Regions from separate parts of the Homo sapiens genome. Here all the other regions are linked to region 2. A link is a contact called in ENCODE Hi-C or POLR2A ChIA-PET data. All regions are on one chromosome and are shown on one strand. The core of a region is the stretch at or near the end of the contact, and the rest is flanking DNA. Distances in the headings are between cores, read along the strand shown.

Evidence for each region. A loop is a pair of places that touch in the nucleus more often than their neighbours do. ChIA-PET counts read pairs that join two places held with the same protein, here RNA polymerase II (POLR2A). Pooled maps may share reads with other maps.
Region 1: a map of dorsolateral prefrontal cortex shows a loop between it and region 2 (2.2-fold over the local background). The contact joins two enhancer-like sites. A Hi-C loop is called at or near these places in 5 of 168 maps with a recorded cell type or tissue (CD8-positive, alpha-beta T cell, Caco-2, HepG2 and 2 more), 7 of 37 single-sample maps with no recorded cell type and 16 of 50 pooled maps. POLR2A ChIA-PET finds 5 or more read pairs at or near these places in 12 of 52 experiments (Caco-2, GM10248, H1 and 7 more).
Region 3: a loop to region 2 is called in a pooled map, with 2.2 times the contacts of the local background. The contact joins two enhancer-like sites. A Hi-C loop is called at or near these places in 1 of 50 pooled maps. POLR2A ChIA-PET finds 5 or more read pairs at or near these places in 3 of 52 experiments (A549, BJ and OCI-LY7).

The regions. Positions count from the first base shown.
Region 1 is chr17:38,556,981-38,559,684 of GRCh38, reverse strand. SRCIN1 (SRC kinase signaling inhibitor 1) reads left to right here. Exons shown (of 19, transcript NM_025248.3): 10 at 1-100; 11 at 1,283-1,458. Among named protein-coding and RNA genes, the nearest start is that of SRCIN1, 48 kb to the left of the region's middle. Within about 2 kb of position 1,429, at least 19 of the 41 ENCODE cell types and tissues checked have a DNase peak (open chromatin) inside an H3K27ac peak, as active enhancers do; they include dorsolateral prefrontal cortex, where a contact is called at or near this core.
Region 2 is chr17:38,508,405-38,511,145 of GRCh38, reverse strand. ARHGAP23 (Rho GTPase activating protein 23) reads right to left here. Exons shown (of 24, transcript NM_001199417.2): 24 at 1-1,202. The coding sequence ends at 174. Among named protein-coding and RNA genes, the nearest start is that of ARHGAP23, 81 kb to the right of the region's middle. RefSeq lists enhancers at 746-1,562, 1,563-2,390. Within about 2 kb of position 1,338, at least 3 of the 41 ENCODE cell types and tissues checked have a DNase peak (open chromatin) inside an H3K27ac peak, as active enhancers do; they include dorsolateral prefrontal cortex, where a contact is called at or near this core.
Region 3 is chr17:38,473,249-38,476,135 of GRCh38, reverse strand. All of the region lies in intron 11 of ARHGAP23 (Rho GTPase activating protein 23), which reads right to left. Among named protein-coding and RNA genes, the nearest start is that of ARHGAP23, 46 kb to the right of the region's middle. Within about 2 kb of position 1,300, at least 3 of the 41 ENCODE cell types and tissues checked have a DNase peak (open chromatin) inside an H3K27ac peak, as active enhancers do.

The sequences.
Region 1 (2,704 bases), core at 180-2,679, 48 kb before region 2:
TACCGCCGTTAGCCGGCTGCAGATGCAGCTTCACCTGCGAGGCCTGCAGAACAGCGCCAGTGACTTGCGCGGCCAGCTCCAGCAGTTGCGCAAGCTCCAGGTACCGCCCCGTCCTGGGCCCCGCCCCACCAACGCCCACCTACTGGTAGAAGTCCCTTGCCGCAAGTCCCGCCCCATCCCCTACTACCTCATCCTTTTCCCAGAGCTTCCACGCCCGAGTCCTTCGCCGCTCACTGGCCTCTCTCCGAACCCTTTCTCCCCTTCCCCTTTCTTGAGCTTCCGCTCCCTCGCTGAACCTCCACTTCCTCACCAAGGCCTTATCCCTCGCCCGTGACCCCCTCATTGAGCCCTCCTTCTCCTTCCCTGAGTCCCCATCGCCCTCCTGGAGCCCCAGTCACCCACTGAGCCCCTCCGTCGTCAGTATCCCTCGGGGCAGTTCCAGTTCCTTCCTGCCCTGCATCCCTTTCCCTGAGTCAGCGAGAGCCCTTCCCCCAAGTCCTCTCAGCTCCTCCCTCCTGAGCCCCAACAGTCTCCCCGGCCCTGCTTGGCAGATGGTCCCACCTGTCAGGAGCTTGGCATCGCCGAGTCCGCTCCTCAAGCAGGCCCAGGGGCCGTCAGGTGAGGATAATTAGCAGAGACAGGCTGGGGAGGGGGCAGAGAATTGCCATCTGGGCAACGGGTAAGATCTTGCCCACCCCCGCCATTCAGGCTTGGAACAGGGTTGGATCGATCATCAACTTAGTCTTCCTGTCCCAGCCATAGAAGCTCTATCAAATGCCAGCGCTTGAGTCCTTCATTCCAGTCCCGTCCCCATTCCGGGATGATGGAAGCCATAGCCATGCGGCCGCACTGTCGGCAGGGACCTACATAGGGCTACACCCTGTCCCGCAAATATTCCCAACCCCTTCTCCTGCCTCATATTCCCCAGAACTTAACCTTGCCCTCCTCCCCCTGCAATACCACCCCTGCTCGCGGCCACAGCCATGCAGCTCCCCCTTTGCATGGCCCATTTTAACGCTCCCCTCTCCACGATCCCCATCCGTTCTCCTCCTGCCTCTGTTCTTCCCCAGAACTTAGCCCTCTGCCCCTGCCCTTCGCCATCCCGCCCCTGCCCTTCGCCATCCCACCCCTTCGCTGCTGCCTGAGGCGGAGCCAAGCAGCCGCTTCTTCTGCAGAGCCCCGCCCTGGATTGGGCAGTCCTCTACCCGCCTTCTCCCGGCCCTTCCCCTGCCTCGCGGCTCCGCTCCCCCCACCCGGGTCCATCCGTCCGTGCGTCCCGCAGCTACAGAACCAGGAGTCGGTGCGCGCGCTGCTGAAGCGCACGGAGGCAGAGCTGAGCATGCGCGTGTCGGAGGCGGCGCGGCGGCAGGAGGACCCGCTGCAGCGGCAGCGCACCCTGGTGGAAGAGGAACGGCTGCGCTATCTCAACGACGAGGAGCTTATTACCCAGCAGCTCAAGTGAGGCTGGGCCCGCGGCGGAGGGAGGGGTGGGGGTGCGGCTGGAGTGACCCGCAACCTGGTTTCCCTGGGAGGCGCAGCTCCCTTCCCTCTGAGTCACAGGTGGCGTTGGTCTGTTCTGAAGCCTGATTTCATTCTCCTCTGGCCTGATTTCACTGTGACCCACAAACTTTTGACCGGCTGGCATTATTCCTGATTTCTTTTTTCTGGCTTGATGCCTGCTTTTGCTATGGTCTTGCTTCATAATGATCCACACTCAGGCTTCCTGTGGCCTGCAGCTTCACTGTCATGTGGCCAGCTGCCTGATTTCCCTCTGCCCTCTGCCTACTTTCATTTTGGCCTGTGACCCGTGCAAAGTGACCCTTGGGTAGTGAGTTCAGGTGCAGCGTTCAGGTGCCGTCACTGCTCCAGCCTGGCGCTGACCAGCCATCATTGGAGATCCGATTCCCTGATCTCTGAGTCCAGATATAGCCAAGGAAAACCCACCTTCCTTCCTAGTGCAGCTGGAACAGGGCTGTAGTGTTTTCAGAAGGAAGGAGGAATCGCGAACACTGTGCCTCCGCATGCTTAGGCATGGAGGGGTTAACAGAAGACAGTCTTCTGATCCAAATTTAGCAAATGGCTGTCTGGCCAACCATTCCATTGTCTGGCACCTTTGAAGGGAGACGCTGCCTTTCAGTGTCCATTCAGGGAGTGAGCACCCACCCTGCTTTCCCTCGCCAGTGATAAGGATCTGAGACAGAGGCCCTGCTCCTTCCTTTGGGCCCTCTCTTGGTGACACAGGGCACTAGGGGACCTGGAGTCCAGTGCCAGCACTGAGAGGCTGAGTGATCAGGGCAGTTCCTGCCCCTCTCTGTGCCCCAGTGTCCTCATCTGTACCCAGCATTAAGTTTTTCACCTCTCTTTTCAACAAGGGGTTGAGTTGTACTGGCCAGTGACTCCGGGAGCCAGGAGAGGCTGCTCCTTGGAGCCCAGCTTCCTCACTAAGTCATAAATGAGCCTCTTGCGACGGGCTCCTTGAGATGGGTTGCTGCTCCTCAGCCTGAGGCCCACATAGCCTGGTGGTACATGTGCATTTTAGCAAGGCCCAAGGCAACAATTCCCATGACACCATGTGGCTGAAATAGGGTAAGGGGCCACCCCATCACTCTAGGTGTGATAACTTAGTGAGGACTCCAGCCAGATCTCCAAGCAGACTGGCAGGTGTCATCTCTCCTCACCCAGGGAATTCCATTTCTCCAGATTT
Region 2 (2,741 bases), core at 89-2,588:
TTCTCCTCTGCCCTGCCAGTTCCAGCACACCAACTAGAGACACTGCCTGCTGCGCCCTCCACCCACACCATGCACCCAGGGGCCACAGAAGAGGAGGTGCAGGCTGGTGAAGCCTCCTGGTTCCAAAGGGGCTCTAGGGAGGGGTGGCGCCCGAGCGGCGCGGGAGGTGGGGATCACAGACACTGATGCAGGCGGGAGGCGGCCGAGCGGCGCGGGGGCTGGCTCTGCAGGGACCCCGTGTCCCCGGGCGCGGGCGGCTGCGAGGCAGCGGACGACGGGGCCCGCGCCTTGGTGGACTCCAGGCTGCTGAGTCCGGAGTCCTTGTTGTCACTGTGCGCCCGCGCGCCCGCAGGCTCCGGGGGGCCCCCTCCGCCCAGCTCCTTCCACTCGTTGAAGTTGAGGTCAGTCAGCGGGCTCTGCACCACCACGGTGTGGCGGCGCCAGCTGCTCCGGCGCCGCCGGGTCTCGGGCGACAGCGGCCGCCGCAGGCGCACGGCGAGCATGTCGTCCGCCGTGCCGCGGAGCCTTAGACGCAGCGCCTCCATGCGCGAGGGCCGGGAGGCCAGCGCCGCCGCCGGGGGCCGCAGCGACTCCTGGCTGCTGGACGACGCCGAGCCGGGCGGCTCCGGGGCGCGGGGACCGCCCCGGCCCGCGCCCTCGCCGTCTGGGCGGCCCCGGGCCAGGCGGCGGCGCGCCAGAGTGTCGCAGGGCATGAGGTGGTGCGAGCTGAAGGACGGCCGGCGTGTCAGGCGCCCCCCAGGCCCCGCGCCCGCCGCGCCCTCAGTGTCCGTCTCCACGTGGCTCAGCTCGCTACGCTCGTCGTCCGCCTCATCCCCCGCCCCTGCCCGCCGACCGCTAGCGCCCGAGCACACGCTGCGGTCCATGGTGGACAGGGTGGAGTAGCCCGACACAATGGAGCGCGTGTCCGCGGCCGGCCGCTCCTCCGGCGCCGCCGGGGGACTGAGGCGTCCGGGGGCCTCGGGGGCGACGGCGCCAGGCAGCGGCCCCTGCGGCCGCTCCTGAGTCCCCGGCGCTGTGGCCCCCGCCCCAGGCTTGTGCGCCTCCTGCTCCGAGTCGTCGTCGGTGCTGCTGCCCAGCCCCCGCGCCTCCCGCCGCTTCTTGCGCTTGCGGTTGACGGCCGAGATGAAGGAGATCGCCAGCATCTCCCGGGCGTACGGCTCCTTCTTGGGGGCCCACGAACCCTGTGTGGGAGACAGGTCAGGATGCGGGGGGCGCCCGGACTCGGCCCCCTGCCGACCCCGCTCTACCCGGTCCACCCCCACGTCACGGCACCCAGTCGCCACAAGCCCCAGCCAAGGCCAGCACCCACGGCCGCATCATAAAACGCTCCTCCTCCAGCCCCGTGCCGCCCTCCGTCCAGAGACTACCCCCGCTGGCCCAAATCTAGGCTCTCAGCTCTTTCTTGTGAGGTGGGCTGGTCTCCCAAAGCCCCCTTCCATTCTGTTTTCCGTATCCAGCCCTGGCTAAATCCTTTAGACACGGCTCTGGTGATGACAATCTCTCCACAGTGAATAACGCTTGGCAGCCTGAATCCGTTTCACACACGCCCCTGGGGTGTCATCACCAGAGCTTCCTGCATGCTGATCCCCAAATCCCCGCCAGGGGCGCTCTCTGACCACAAGTCCCCCACCTCCTCTCCACCCGCTGCCACCTGGAAACCTGCCTTCCCACCTGCCCAGCATCTACAGGCCTCTCCAGGGCAACCCGCCCAAGTTCACGTCCTCCCCTTTCCGCCGGACCCCACCAGCTCCCCACCCCGCCAATCCCCAATCCCAGGTCAATCCCGCCGCCAGCTCCGCCCCTGCAAGTGGCTGAAAGATCCCGTATGGTGTCATGGTTTGGATTGGAGCCGCTCCCAAACTGTGATTTCCAACCCCAAGTTGGGCAACTTCATGCCGCTGTTCTCACCTGAACCAGCCCTCACTGCTACACCCTGTGGTGTTTTGGGGCCTTGGCCTTTCACACTTTCCCAGGAGGGCCCATGCTGCCGCCCATGGCCTTCTGGAAGCTGGTTTTCATCCGCCCTTCTGGCCTCTCCTCTGCCTCTTGGGAGGTTCTTCTTGCCCGCCCCCCGCCCCGCCCCTGCCTTCCCCTGCCTTCCCCACTGAGACTCAGTGTTCCCAGGACTGTTTTTGGCCCCTTTGCCTTCTCTGTTCGTGTTCCCTAGAAAATACCATTCCCAAGCAGCGCTGCTATCCAGGCCTCCCTGTCCAACACCACACTCACTTGAGCTCCGGGACTCTTCTTCCCATTGAGAATCCATTTCTACCTGGGTGTCTGTAGGCTCTTAAAACTCACCTATCCGGAACCACAGCATCCTACCTACCCCTGCCCCAAACTGCCTCCATTCACACTGCTCACCTTAGGGCGGTCTTGTGACTCCTCCCTCTCTCCTCCACCCACAGCCAAGTCCTGGATTCTTTTGAAATGGCTCCCAAAGCCAACTCCTCCTCCTCCTCCGGCAGGCCCTCATTCTGCCCTCTCTGGGCCCTCCTGCCCCTCCTAATAGGGTTTCCTGCCTCCACCCTTGCCCCAGCCCGGGTCTCTCCTCCAGAGCCACCATTCTGAAGCAGGAATCTGATCCTCACCCAGCTTTGCTCAGAAGCTTGCATGCCCCAGCACCCACCAGGATAAAGCACAAGTTCCCCAGTTCAGCACATGGGGCTCTTCATAACCCAGCCCCAACTTTCCCAGCCTACTGCCCTGCTCTGCCCTGACCC
Region 3 (2,887 bases), core at 51-2,550, 35 kb after region 2:
ATCCCATCGCCCTCAGAATCAAATCTAAGGTCTCCTGTGGTCTGTCCCTGCCTTTCTCCAAATTCATCTTCACACCTTTCTCACTATGTCAAGCCAGGGGGCCCTTGCAGGTGAGCGAGCCAAGCCTTTCCTTTCTCAGGGCCTCTCCGCTTGCTGTTCCTTTTGCCTAAGCCCCCTCCCTCACTTCTATATGTGGCTGCTTCCTTCTTCCCCTTCAGATCTGAGCTCCAGCATCACCAACGTCACCTCCTCAGTGAGGCCTTCTCTGGCCATATTTTTCCCTCAATGCAGCTCCCGCTTCTGATCAGCTTGATCCTTTCCAAGAACTTACTGCAGCCTCAGGCTGTCCTGGGGACAGGGAGCTTGTCCGTCCTCTCATTTCCATATCCCAGGGCCTACAGCAGCAGCATGCAAGGGCTCATCAATATTTGTTGAATAAATGAATTAATGATCCTTGGAGCACCCTGAGGGCAGGAGCTCCATCTCCCATCAGACCAAGAGCTCCTCTCTGCTGGCTGGTGGCTCCACATCCAGCACAGGCCTCAGCTCTCCGAACAAACCAGACAAAGAGACCCCGTGGCTGGCAGATGGGCACAGCCCACATCTGGCCTCCCATCGTGTGGATCCTGAGCTGTGAGCCCTGCTCATCACAGAACTGCTGGATGGGGACAGGGACATTCAGAGCAGGAGACAGCAGAGCCCTCCAGGGAGAATTTTAATGTGACAGTGAGGTGGTGACAAGGGCACCTCTCTGAGGCTAAACCAGAGGCATAACCTAGGACAAGTCAACCGCACTCCCAGGCCTCAGTGTCTCCGGCTGGTAAATGAGTGAGAGAGTTGGTCACCAAGGCTGCATGCAGCTCCCATGCTGGGGCTGAGGCTGCGGGGACAAGTCACTGTCCCTTTCCCTCCTCTGCCTGACAGTCCGTGTCTCTGAAAGAGGCTGGGGCTGGGAGGGAGCACAGAGAGGGTGCCCACGGCCTGGGTGGACCAAGGGCCTGAGGCTGACTTGAAGACTCTCCTCTAACGTCCAGGCCACGGCACCAAGAGAACAAGTGATATCGGGTTTTGGCCAGCAAGGGAGTGGAGGCCTGGTCCTCCAGAACTGGCCAGTGAGCAGGAAGGGGACAGCTCCTGTCCCTGAACTGGGCTCAGGGCCCCCAGGAGCTGAGGGTCAGGCTCCCCGGCAGGGGGAGCCAGCCACCCTCACAAGGACCCTTCATGTGGCTCACACGTTAGACTGGAAGGGCTGGCCCACACGTGGCTCTCCTCGCACAGTGCACATGGCTGGTCCCTCCTTGCCTCATGGCTCCCACCCCATGGGTCACTGCCAACTTGCTGGCTCTTTTTGGTCTCTGTCAGCCTCCCCGGCCCCCCCACTTCTCTCAAGGCTCAGCCGGGTCTCTTGCCTTCTTCCTTCAAGCCCCTGCACAGAGGCACAGGTAACTCGTCGGTGCTGACAGACAAAGGCCATCCCCAGGTGGGCCTCCCTCTAGTGCCACGCCCTCAGAGCCTCTGTCCCCAGGACACCTCCACTGGGGTCTGTCCCAGGGCCCTCAGACTCACATAGCCCCAGTGGAGCCACTTGGCTTCCTCTCCCCAAACCTGTTCCTCCAGTATGCCATGGCCCAGGGAGGGTCCCACCACCCACCACCCTCCCTCAGCCCAAGCCAGGAATCCAGGAACCTTATCGCCTCCTCCTCCTTCCATACCTCCCAGCAGCCGGCAAGCCCTGGCCCTCCTTCCCCTGGAATCTCTCTCTAAAGTGTCTGCTCCACCCGGCCTCACACCACTGCCTTGGGTCAGGGCCCCCAGCCTCACTCACCTGGACAAGGGCAATGGGATTGGCTCCTCCTGTCACAGACATAACCCCAGTCTCCTGCCATCCCCAGCCCACATTTAAAACCCTGGACAGAGCTGGGCACGGTGGCTCACGCCTGTAATCCAAGCACTTTGGGAGGCCAAGGCAGGCAGCTCACTTGAGGTCAGGAGTTCAAGACCAGCCTGGCCAACATAGTGAAACCCAGTCTCTACTAAAACTACAAAAATTAGCTGGGTGTGGTAGCAGGCGCCTGTAGTCCTAGCTACTCAGGAGGCTGAGGCTCAAGAATTGCTTGAACCTGGGGGGCGGAGGTTGCAGTGAGCTGAGATCGTACCACTGTACTCCAGCCTGGGCAACAGAGTGAAACTCCGTCTCAAAAATAGATAAAATAAAATAAAATAATAAAACCCTGGACAGGCTCTTCCTGGGTATCAAGGCCCCACACTCTGGGCAGGCACCCAATTCCCCAGCTCATCTTCCACCTCTCGCCCTGGCTCCCAGCACCCCTCTCCCCAGGACCCTCTAAGGAGACATCTTCCCTGTCAGGCCCCTCCACTGTCTCCCAGTTTTGTGGCTTCTCACCCTTTCGTGTCTCAGCCTCTGGATACCTCCCTACCCACGCCCACCCGCCCCCGCACCCCGGCATCACGGCAGTCTGTGCACTGGGAACCATGACGCCACATGCGTTCTCTCTGCTCAACAGGAGCGACAGGAGCCCCAGGAGGGCAGGGCTGCCCTGGCTCCCTTACCACTAACTCCCCAGAACCTCCACGGAGGCTCCCGAGCAGGGCGGCCTTAGTCATTCTCCACAGAGGAGCGCCAGTCCCGCCTCGACTTCACCCTCACTTAATCCACAGCAGCCCTTGGGGTAGGATAACATTGTTCCCATCGTACAGATCAGAAAGTGAGGCTCAGGGAAGGTAAGTGGGGTGCCCAAAGCCACGTGCTTGATATGTGGCCGGATAGGAACTCAAAGTCTGTCTGCTTCAAAGCTTATGTTCTTTCCAGGGACCCCCAAGACCCCAGAAGGCAGGGTAGAAAATTCAAATAGCAGTAAGCGGGCTG